Linked DNA regions of Homo sapiens: all the other regions are linked to region 3. Evidence: chromatin contacts called from ENCODE Hi-C or POLR2A ChIA-PET data. All regions are on one chromosome and are shown on one strand. The core of a region is the stretch at or near the end of the contact, and the rest is flanking DNA. Distances in the headings are between cores, read along the strand shown.

The links. A loop is a pair of places that touch in the nucleus more often than their neighbours do. ChIA-PET counts read pairs that join two places held with the same protein, here RNA polymerase II (POLR2A). Pooled maps may share reads with other maps.
Region 1: a loop to region 3 is called in a map with no recorded cell type, with 7 times the contacts of the local background. The contact joins the promoter of TMEM255A here to the promoter of CUL4B in region 3. A Hi-C loop is called at or near these places in 11 of 37 single-sample maps with no recorded cell type and 10 of 50 pooled maps. POLR2A ChIA-PET finds 5 or more read pairs at or near these places in 6 of 52 experiments (HEK293, OCI-LY7, activated B cell and 3 more).
Region 2: a map of endothelial cell of umbilical vein shows a loop between it and region 3 (9-fold over the local background). The contact joins the enhancer-like site here to the promoter of CUL4B in region 3. A Hi-C loop is called at or near these places in 1 of 168 maps with a recorded cell type or tissue (endothelial cell of umbilical vein) and 4 of 50 pooled maps. POLR2A ChIA-PET finds 5 or more read pairs at or near these places in 2 of 52 experiments (HEK293 and activated B cell).

The regions. Positions count from the first base shown.
Region 1 is chrX:120,309,896-120,313,430 of GRCh38, forward strand. It overlaps TMEM255A (transmembrane protein 255A), which reads right to left and starts at 1,566. Exons shown (of 9, transcript NM_001104544.3): 1 at 1,357-1,566. The coding sequence starts at 1,414.
Region 2 is chrX:120,795,271-120,799,161 of GRCh38, forward strand. No RefSeq gene overlaps it. Among named protein-coding and RNA genes, the nearest start is that of CT47B1, 79 kb to the right of the region's middle. Within about 2 kb of position 2,186, at least 2 of the 41 ENCODE cell types and tissues checked have a DNase peak (open chromatin) inside an H3K27ac peak, as active enhancers do; they include endothelial cell of umbilical vein, where a contact is called at or near this core.
Region 3 is chrX:120,559,712-120,563,260 of GRCh38, forward strand. It overlaps CUL4B (cullin 4B), which reads right to left and starts at 1,251. Exons shown (of 20, transcript NM_001079872.2): 1 at 372-1,251. The coding sequence starts at 927. RefSeq lists enhancers at 320-1,205, 1,203-1,497, 1,206-2,090 and silencers at 1,471-1,550, 1,851-1,900.

The DNA.
Region 1 (3,535 bases), core at 316-2,815, 250 kb before region 3:
TGAAAAAGCAAATTCTTATACTGAATATGCAAAACCATTGAGGATACGGATCTTTCCACCATCCAGGAGATAACACTTTCTGGGGCCCCTCCGGTGAACGAGTTTTGTTGACACTGAGTCTTCTGCGGGCAGTAGGGAGATTATATAGGGGGTTCGATCTTCTCCCTGCCCCCTCCACTCGAGATGTTCCCGCAAATTCATCGGAGAAGACCTGAGCAGACTGATGGCAGGAACTGCGGGACAGAGGGATTTTGCAGAATGTAAAGTATGTTGGAAAGAGAGAATTCGATTTGATTGAAGTGTATCCGAGGCGAATTTTAAAAGATTAGGTGGGATCATGATTTTACAATCCCCTCCCGCTCTCCAGGGCTCCAAATTAATTTCTCCGCCCAGTGAAATCACAGGGCTTGGGAAGGTGCCTAACAGCTGAGGGGGACTGGGTTTGTTTTTTTTTGTAACTACCAAAAAGCAGCTTCGAGGGGCAGCCAAGTTGGTGCCCGAAGGTAGCTGTCCCCCAGTTTCTATAAGGAAAGGAGTCGAAGGGTGCCCCTCCCCCTCCATTCCGCCCTGCGAGGAAAAGCGCGACTTCAGAAGATGCGCGGGCTCGCGCTGGATGTTTCTTTCTCGCGCTCTCACTCCTGCCCCTGACTCCCTTTTCACACTCATGCACATTCCGTGCATTTGGAGCAGAGTAACAATCAAATTCAAAGAATGTTGATCCCGCCGCTGCAGAGGGCAGGGCTGGGCTGTCTTGAGTGATTCCTCAGGAATTCCCCTCCCCTCATCCCCCCCTTTCTTCTCACCCCCGCCCATCCCCCAGAGTTGCGCAACCCGCCCCCCCCCCCCAATCAGCGAGGTGCAAGTCAGGCCCCCACCCAACTGCATCTCTAAATTTCAGGGCAGCTTCAAGAGAGTTGGGAGGGGGCGAGGACCCTGCTTCTAATTGTCGTTAGTCGTGAGCTCTTAGAAGTGACCAGGACTTTGCAAAGAGGGAGTGTCGAATGGAAAGCGAAGGCGCAGGTTGCAGGGAAGTGTTTTGATCCTCAGATTGCTGGGATTTACCACCGACTGCAAGTCTGTAGACACACGCACACAAACAGGCACACACCCGCACTCCGGGGCAGAGATACTCCGACGCAAGCTTGGCGCTCCGATCTCCGCACGTCGCTCCCGCTGCAGCCAGGCCGCTCCCCTGGGACTCTGGTCCACCACCCAGACGCTGGGGCGCGAAGACCACCCCATCCATGCCCCGTTTCCCGCTCTCCGGCTTTTGGGGCAGCTGGGGCGTTCACAGTCCAGAGGCCAGGGCACTCAACCCCTGCTGCCGCCGCCCGAAGGAAGGGCCGCTAGACTTACCCATGGAATCGGGCAGGGACATGTCGCTGGACCGCTGCTGAGTCAGGGACTGATGCATGGTGAAAACTGCCCGGTTGCCCCAGTCCCCGAAGCTGCTTCAAGCGCCCCCGGCTCTGGGCGCCCCGCAGAGCATCCTACTCCGCGGTTGCCTCTCTCGGTCCTTCCGAGAGCTGAGAGACACTGCCTCTGGTTGCGAGCTGCAGCCCAAGTGCCGCCTCCCCCTCCCTTCCACTCTTCTCCCTCCCTCCTCTTCTGCCTCCCTCTGCTCTGGGAGGCAGCAGCATTGGCGGTCCGTGCAGCCGCGTGCGCTTGCGCAAGACCCCCCCCCTCCTCCCTCCCCCTCAGTCTCCCCATCCTAGTTATCCACCTCCCAGCCTTCCAAGCCAGACAGGGAGCAGTTTTAGCCCCTTGGGGCCAGGGCTGCGCAGAGAAAGAGGGGGAGGCTTCAGTATGAAGCCAACCAACCTTCTCTATAGTTGGACAGGGTCTTGGGTAATTATCCTGTTCTAGGATTTATAACTGGGGAGGGGGTCAGAGTCAGAGGTTCAGAGCTGAGGAACACACACACACACACACACACACACACACACACTTGAGCAGGTCTGGTCTTAGTGCTTCCAGAATGACATAATGGAGCTGGAGATGATCCAGAGAAGGGCCACTCTATAATCAAAGGGATGGTGTGTGTGGGGCGGGGGGAGGGTGGTGGCTGACATATGAAGATAGATTAAACAAACGCAGACTCTTTAGTCTAGAACGATGAAGGCTGGGAAGTGATGTGACCAGAGTGTATAAAATTATGCAGAGACGGAGAGAAGGAGCACAGCCTTATTCACCAGACCTGAGAATTCTAGAACCAACAGCCCCCAATCTTTAGCTAGAAAATTCAGCTAAAGTATAACTCTGCACCAGAACCCCAGTTTGTACTGTTCAAGTGCTTTTATAACAAGGATCTCATTTTATCATCATAGCAGCCATGCAAGGGAGGAAGAGGAGTTATCAATAACCCCATTATGCAGAGGAGGAAACTGAATCTCAGAGAAGGGAAGAAAATATCCTGTGCCCACTCAGCTAGTAAGTGGCAGAAGTGAGAGCTAGAACCTAGATCTGTTGGACTCCAAGGTGAGTGTTCTTGCTATGGCGACTGAAAAGAACTATTATTCTCTATAGCAAATGGAAAACCTAAGGAATTCATTAGCTCCAAAAGATGCAGCAAGATGAAAATGCAAGTAGCTTTGGAAAGAGTGAAAGTAAAGTCATGGCTGACAGATCCACTGTGGATTACTAAGGGAAACTGGGGATGAGGTGGGAATGTCATTGATCTTGGAAGACAGCCAAATCCTTCTCGAACCTATCCTTTTGGACCCCATTAGGATATTGGGCTTGAAGCACCTTGTGGTTGGACCAAAAGGTGGTTTGAATGTTCTCAAAACAACTGCAGATCAGGATGAGGCCTCCTTGGAGTGCCCCCAAGACATCTATCTGGTGGCCAGGGGAGGTGGAGGGTGAGGAAGCGGGTAACAGTGGACTCCACCTCCCTCTGGGAACAGCCCTGGAAGCCTAACATAGCTAAGAGAATATACCTATTTGGAGGTGCCCATACTGTCCCATTGAGGAGCTCCCAGGCTCTGCTTGCCAGGTCTCCTTCCAACCACCTCCTTCTGATGGTTGCTGCAATCCTTTCTCCATGTTCCCCGAAAAACCCAAACCAAATCAAGTATAAAACTATTCTAAGAGTCAATGGGATGAAGAAGAGTACTTGGCTCTTTCCAGATCTGCCTTGCTAATCTACTGTAAAGCTTTGTTTTTCTTATCCAGGAAATGGGACTGAAGGCCCTTGCCCTTTCCCATCTTCTGAAGGAAGAAAATATGTTTCTTGAAGATTAAAAAGGAAGCCCTTTGTAAAGAACTTGGGCACCCCAGGGGCCACGTTGAATGCTGTGTCAGGTATTATTAGCAACCCTACACTATACATGTGGTTTAGAAATCTGTGATATATGTCCTAGATAGAGACAAGATGCCTACTATTGTAGATGTGTGTGTCTTAAGCCTGCTTAGCTTGTGTCAGGGTCTCTATAAGCTCCACAAAGGCAGAGAGAAATCCTGTATTTATACTTCTGCAATGATTGTCTTTGAGTCCTGTTTACTTATCTCTTTCTCCTCTCATTCTAAATATCTC
Region 2 (3,891 bases), core at 936-3,435, 240 kb after region 3:
ATCTTAGAGTACCAGATGGATTTGGGCTGTGAAGACTGAAAGCCTACAGCTTTTCACCTTCTTGCCTTGACCTTGAGTTCACATGTGCCTCTTGATCCCTGGCAACCTCCTTGCCTAGGTACTAACCTATTGCCTAGTCTAAGCCCTTACTTTAACATATTGCTGGCTCTCTGGATCCTGGCTTTCTGCCCTGGATCTTCCTGCCTATGTCCTTAGTACTAGGAGATTTCATAAAACCACATATTGAAAGAATGTCATATGTGGCCAATTTCAGTGAGGCCAAAACCAGCGCTGTGATAAAACACCACACCACTATGGTTGCATTATTGGGTCAGTACCAGTACTATGAGGTAGGATTTTCTCTTTCCGTGAGCTACTATGATGTAGTATTTCCTCTTTCTGTTAGATACTGCAGTTGGGGCTGTTGAAAGTAAGTAGAATTTACTCTAGCTCTGCTCCCTTGGAAGTCATACCCAGGCAGACAGTACTTAGAACAGGGGAGCTTGGTATGAAGAATCACCAGGGTGCTTGCTCCTTCTACTATGAATGAATGGGTTAGTGGTGAGTCTTGCTGGGAATGGCCCTCTTGAGCAATATTTTAAAAAATATAATAATGCGGCATTCAGTTATGGTTGGGGTGGAGTGTAGGGACTCAGTCATTCATCTATCCAGTCATTTATTCAACAAATATGTATGGTTTCTTACGGATTAGGCACTTTTCTAGACTCATCTGTGAATGAAATAGATACAATTCTTGCCCTCATGAAATTCTAGTTGGTGGTATGGAGGGGCAAAAACATTAAACAAGTAAGAGACAAATATGATGAGATGAAACCAGGTGCTGACAAGGGTTATAAAGAAAATACATTGTCAATGTGCTAGAGCAGACATGCGTTAGATAAGAAAGGCCTGTCTGAGACAGGAGTGTGTAATTTATGTGAAGATCAGGAGGAATAGCTTTCTAGGCAAAAGGAGCAGCTACTACTGAGGCAATGAGTAGGGACTTAGCATTCTAGGCTGAGGGAATACAAGTAAAGCCATGGAGGCTCAGATAATCTTTGCTAAGGGGTGTAGTGGTAGGTTTTGGATGGGGAGGAGGTGGCACTGTGAGGACTTCTTAATTAGACTTTTTTAAATGAACTGTCCCCCAAACACATAAGGACTCAATAGCTTTCAGGCCCCTTGACCAAAAGAAGACATTGTCTGAAATGGAGGTTTTTATAGCCTCTGACACCCATTCTGATGTTCATGAGTTGGCAGAGATGATTGTGAATCCATTTTTAGGATGCAGGAAAGCATGACTTTTTTGCATACATTCTCTCTTCCTTTCTTCTTCATATACACCCAGTGAAAAAATTGGACAGATTAAATCACACTAAAATGTTAGTGAGTGTGTATAATCCCTCCTATGAGTAGTTGCCCTTTTAAGAAGACTCCAGAGAAAAAGAAACAAATATAGGAAAGGATAAATGAAATGACTGAATTCTTAATATTAGAATTTCAAACCCTTGGCCAGCCAAGTAAATGAAAAATCCCCTTTAAGTTTGTTGGCATCTTTCACCTACAGATTCATGAGGTCAGGGAACACTCTCGGATATTCAATTAGATTTCTTTTTTAAAAAAATTTTATTTTATTATTATTATACTTTAAGTTTTAGGGTACATGTGCACAATGTGCAGGTTAGTTACATATCTTTTTTGTTTTTGATTTTATTTTAAGTGCCAGGGTACATGTGCAGGATGTGCAGGTTTGTTACATAGGTGTATATGTGCCCTGGTGGTTTGCTGCACCTATCAACCTGTCACCTAGGTATTAAGCCCCATATGTATTAGCTATTTTTCCTGATGCTCTCCTCACCCTGCTCTCCCGCGACAGGCCCCATTGTGTGTTGTTTCCCTCCCTGTGTCCATGTGTTCTCATTTCAACTAGATTTCTTATTAGCATTCCTTCTCTGTCTCAGATCTGGAGGTATTCCAGATGTATGCACAGCAGCCTCTGGGAACTATCTGCATTTTCCATCTGCTGCTGGAGTCCATTTTCTTGAACTTTGGTTTCCCGCCTGAAGACAGGAACAATCTCTGCCCTTCCCCTCCCCATAATGAGCTTGGAAGGCTGACAGAGAAGATTAAGATCATTGCCATCAAGTTTTATCTGCTGTAAGCAAAAACAGGAAACCAAGAAAGAAAGGCGCAGCATAGCAATAGCTTTTGAGTGGGTAAGATGGGTGAAGTTTTTCTTAAATCCTCTTTCCCGTGTACCTTCCCACCCACATGTTCTTAGTCAGATTTATTTTTTGCATATTAGTTTCTGAGGATGACAAGAAACTTGCCCTTTTCTTAACTGTGATTTTCAGAAGCAGATTATCCTGCACTTAGTTGAGACCTCTTACCAATTCCTTGGAATAAATAATACCCTGGGCTCAGGAAGTGGGTGTTGAATAGAAATTTTATGACTCATAATGGAGTGTCAAAATAGCACTGCTGATGTATGTATGGGTCCCTTATCAATTTTGGAAATGACACTGGGTAGAGCCATATTTTCCTCTTGCATGGAAGTGCTCTGACTAAGGGAAAGTTCTTGATTTCTGCACTGTTTGGCATCTCTTGATATTTAAAAGTCCCACATTGAATGGTGGCTTTTCTCAAAGGTGACTTGGGTTTGGCCTAGAAAGAGAGCTGTTCTCAGAGGAGGGGCCAGAGCATTTCCCCCAGGAGGGGCAACCAGAACCTAAGCTGCCAGGATGAAGGGAGAAAGATTGACATTTCCCTGGCTTATGCCTTGAGGTACTTGTTTCCAAAGAAGGCTGAGGTCAGGATTGTATGCTTTTCCTAGAGTAGGCTGTAAGTTCTCTCATGATATCAAGCAGTTAGTTGACATTCCCAGGTCTCAGGCCTTTCCTTTTCTCTCTCCCCTGCTGGAGGAAATAAAAAGTGGTTCTTTCACAGGGCCCATGGGTCTGAGGGGAGCCTTCCCTTGAGCTCAGCCCTTCTCTTAGGATAGCACCTCAATGACCACACTCAGCATGGGCCCTATTAGTGTAGTTTTCTCATTAATGATTGTTTTGCAGTAATGAGGTTCTATGATATGCCTGTTGGATTGTTTGTGCTCCATGTTGATACCACTCAAACAACAAATATTTGATAACATTTGTTAATAATAATATGAATAATAATAATGATACAGTGGGGCACTTGAAAACAATATGAAATATATTCCTGCTCTTCATGAGTTCAAGAACCAGTTGAGGAGATAGAAAACCTGGCATAAATAGAGAAAAACAAGACAGCGTAGAATGAGATGGCAGATTGCACAGAATGAGATGCTAGATTGTGTAATTTAGTCTATAGGGATTCGAGGGGAAGAGCAGGGAGAAGCAATGTCAGGATGGCAAAGCTAGGAAAGTCTTCCAAGAGGATGCAGGGCTTAAAGGGTGACTAGAACTTGGTGGGGTGAAGACAAGTAAGGGGATATGTGGCAGAAGTGCCAGCAAAGGTATGGAGACAGAAACTGACTGCCGTATATATACACAGAGAATAGGCAGTGATGGTTTAGCAAAGTCGATATTCTGAAGTGGGATATTCTCATTGAGGGGTTGTGGGACTGGAAGACTGTAAAGGCATGGTGAGGCCAGGTAATGAACATCTCAGAAGCCAGATATTTGATTTGAACTGTTTTTATTAGGCTCTTTTGTTTGCAAGTGATAGAGACACTTTCGAGTCATCTCAAGTAAAGGGGTGGTGGGGTATTGTTAAAGAGCAGTAAGAAAGAAAGGTTTCAGGGGAAGCAAAGTCAGAAACCAGAGTGCAGAGGGACCTCATGGGAATTGTACTTGGCTTCATGGCAGCTTCAGGGACCTCAGCAGGGTTCTAAGACTTTTCACCCTAGAGTTC
Region 3 (3,549 bases), core at 1-2,500:
CCCAGCAATGCCAAGGCTCGCTATGCACCTGAAATAAATAAACCTCTTTAGAATACAAATTTCTCACCTGCAAAATCCGGATCAATCATACCGATTGTCAGTGTTATAAGGAATAACAGATTAAATACAATAGGTTGAAAAAGACCTCAAAATACTGCACAGAAACACCCGGTGTATGCTTCAGCACAAGGATCCTAACCACCCCCGGAAAATGAACCCTCCACCAAAAAAGGACCTCCCCTCCACCTCATTGATTATGCATAAAACATTAGGCCACCTCCAAACTGTTTAATATATTAACATAAATAGAGCACGTGACCCCTCGAGTGTCAAATCCTTATTAGGTGATTATGGATTTTGGCCTTGGTTACCTTTAAAGTTCTTGATCACTAACTTCTTAGCAGAGCCAGGTTTGCTGTTAGCAAAGCTAGAGACGGTGGTAGAAGATTTGGCTAGGCCGTTTGCATGATGCACCGAAGCCACAGAAGAGATTAATATACTCTTATTTTTAAGTTGCTGCTGCTGAGATGTTGCAGCAGTTGGTGAAGATGAGGAGGAGGAGGAGGAGGATTCCTCAGCCATCTTCGCATCAAACCCTACAAACTCCAGGGTGTCTTCAAAACGCAGCTTCTTCTGTATCGGTACGTGGCTGGAAGCAGCCACTGAAACCCCCAGGCAGAAGGACGAGGTTGAAGGGGATGCCGAATCCCTGGGTTGTAAAGGAGGAGTGGAAGAGGAGGAAGAGGTGGAATCAAAGTCTTCTCTCTCGTTACTACTGTTACTGCTGCTACTGCTGCTGCTGTTTAACTTTCTCTTCTTGGCAGAGGTGGGCGGAGTGGTGCTGGTATTACCATCAGTGGCAGATCTGACCTCCTGAGCAGCAGCAGCAGCTGAGGGACTGGGGGAAGAAAAACCTGTTGGAAACATGAAAATAGCGGGGTCAACAGGCAGAGGAGCATCAAAAACCTACGTTTATATGCCTGCGTGCGTGTAGGAGAGAAGGTAGCAATGCTAGAGGGGGAAGGGAAGAAAGAAGAGAGGAGAAACACAGAGGACGAGAAGGAAAGTGAAGGGGGGGGCTACACCGGGGGAATGGGAGGGTTTGGGAAGGCGGATAGGCTGACACCAGGAGTGAGCAGAACGAGGGGGGAGAGCGAATGAGGAGGCAGACAGGTAAACGGCCGTGCCGTCCCCCTCCCCTGCTTTTCGATCTCTCTCCCCCCCTTTCTGCAGGAGCGACTCAGCGAGTCTGTGAGGCTGCAGCTCCTCCTCCTTTTCTCCCTCTCCCTGGGAGGGGAGAGGCTGTGGTTGGGGGAAAGGGGGAGGGGGAAAGAACCAGGGCTTGTTATTGTCAATAGCACAAGAGGCTAAAGATGGCGCCATTTCCGGTCACGCGGCGCCGAGGGAGGGGCGGTGTCAACCTCAGGGAGTGGGGGTGAGGGAAGCGCTGCAGCCGCCCGGGGGGCGGGGGAGCTCGCGCGTGAGGGGGCGGCTGGAAAGGGGCGGCTAAAGTGCCCCAGACGCTCGCGCTAGTTCGCTCCTGCTCCCGCTCCCCTTCGCGATCCCCTTTCCTGGCAGCGCCTTCCTTCCCTGGCCCACCGGGAACTCCCACTCCCTCCTTAACGGTCCCGCGGGAAGCTTCGCGCCGCAGCGCCCTTACCGGAAGTGACTGGGCAGACACTTTTCATAGCGCCCAGATCCCGAAGCCCCCAGGTCCGCAGGACTTGAGTGGGGGGGGGAAGGGGGGAGGGAGAAATTGGGGGGAAGAAAAGTGGATAGGAGGAGGGGGCGGGCCTTCGAGACACCTTCGGAGCTCCTGATTGGAGCTTTCTGAAGGCGAGGGGGTGGGGGGGGTGGCGGGAGGAGCGGGAAGGAGCCTCGGGGGAGGGAAGGTAGTGACGGCGAGGGGCGGAGTGAGCTAGCTGGGAAAACGGAGGAGGAGGAAGAGGAGGAGAGAGGGAGGGACGGAATAAAACGTAAGGGTCCGGGAGAATAGAAACTTTGAAAGAGATGAAAGAATAAGGAGTGGTTGCAAGGCTAGGGGAGTAACCCTAAATAGAGGAAAACATAATCATGCCATTATGCCCGCTGCTGGAGAGGAATGTCCCTATGTTAAGATAGGAAAGGAGAAGAAAACGAGCTAAGATAGGAAGAAAAGGACTTTTTAATTCGGTGCCGGTATAAATTGTTTCTCTTTTATCTCAAGGCACCACAGACCCAAGGCTGAATAAGGCCTGAATTTTGATGCCTTTCTCTTTCATGTAGCTGTAAATCCTTTTATCTTACTACCAGGAGCATTTTCTAAGCTGGCTGGCCAAATTAAGTGTGTATTCTAAGGCGAAGAAATGGAAAGGTAACTAACCCCTCACCCACCCAGCACTATGCCCAGGATCGTCCTAACCCCCACTCTATCAGTCCTTAACTCAGTAATTTATAGACCCAACAAAGCTAAGACCCACTTCCTTCTTTTGCCAAATCTCAGTTTACACGCTGTCCCAAAGGAGACATTTTAGAACCATATCGGCAAAAGTCAGTGTTTTCTACTAATGTGTTTCATGACCCCATGCTTTACAATTGATTATTGATTTAAAAAATCTTTAAGTTTGGTTAAATTAGCAACAATAAACCTTGTAAATTCCCTGTTGGGAGTTTTTACTTAACCTTGGGGCATTCTCAGAGGGAGGTAACACAATATCAAAAACTAAATTTGCCAACCTGTTGATCATTCTAACTGCAAAAGCATTCAGTTAGCATGTATGGTAAGACTATGCAAGGTCTCTGCCCTTGAGAAGCCAGTAGGGGAAGATAGTTTCAAAACTAATTTCCATAACAATAATATGACATATATACAAAGTGCTGTCAGAAGAGGCAAAACAAGAAATTTGGGAGAAATCTGGAATAGGAAGAGTTCTACAGAGATTATGTTTATGCTGTGTCTCAAAGTGGGAGTTGCCAAAAAGAGAAGAGGGAACAGGATGAAAGGCATTCTGGGGAACGGAAACAAGGGCAAAGCAAGGAGTGAAAGGGCCAGGCCTGTTTATGGAAACATGGAAAGTGCAGTGAGGCTGGGAAGTAGGATGTCTGGCTGGGAGTAAGGAAGATGAGGCTCAAAAGTGCCTGGCACACCAAGCCAAGAATTTGGAGTCTACTCTGTAGGCGATCATAGATAGCAGGGAGACAATCCAGCAAGCAGAGCTTTTACAAACCAGGGGTGACAGGATTGTGAGTGGAGTAAAAGCAGCTTGTATGGTATACCTTGTGATAGGTGAATCAGAACCCTGCAAATAAATCAACTTTCTAACTTTGTTTAAACAGGCCCACTTGTTTTTGTGTCTTGAAAAGTCCCTGATTAAAATGCAAATCAACCTTTGGCATTATTAGACAATATCATTGCTATTTGATGACAGCCTGCTGAAAGCAAGGCTCTAATGGAACTTAGAACCGCTGAGAAGGGAGATGGGGGCCTGAAAGGAGACAGATGGAAGCACTCCTATCTGTTTTGAATATACCACATAGTTTTTTTCATTTTGTTTTGTTTTGAAGACAGAA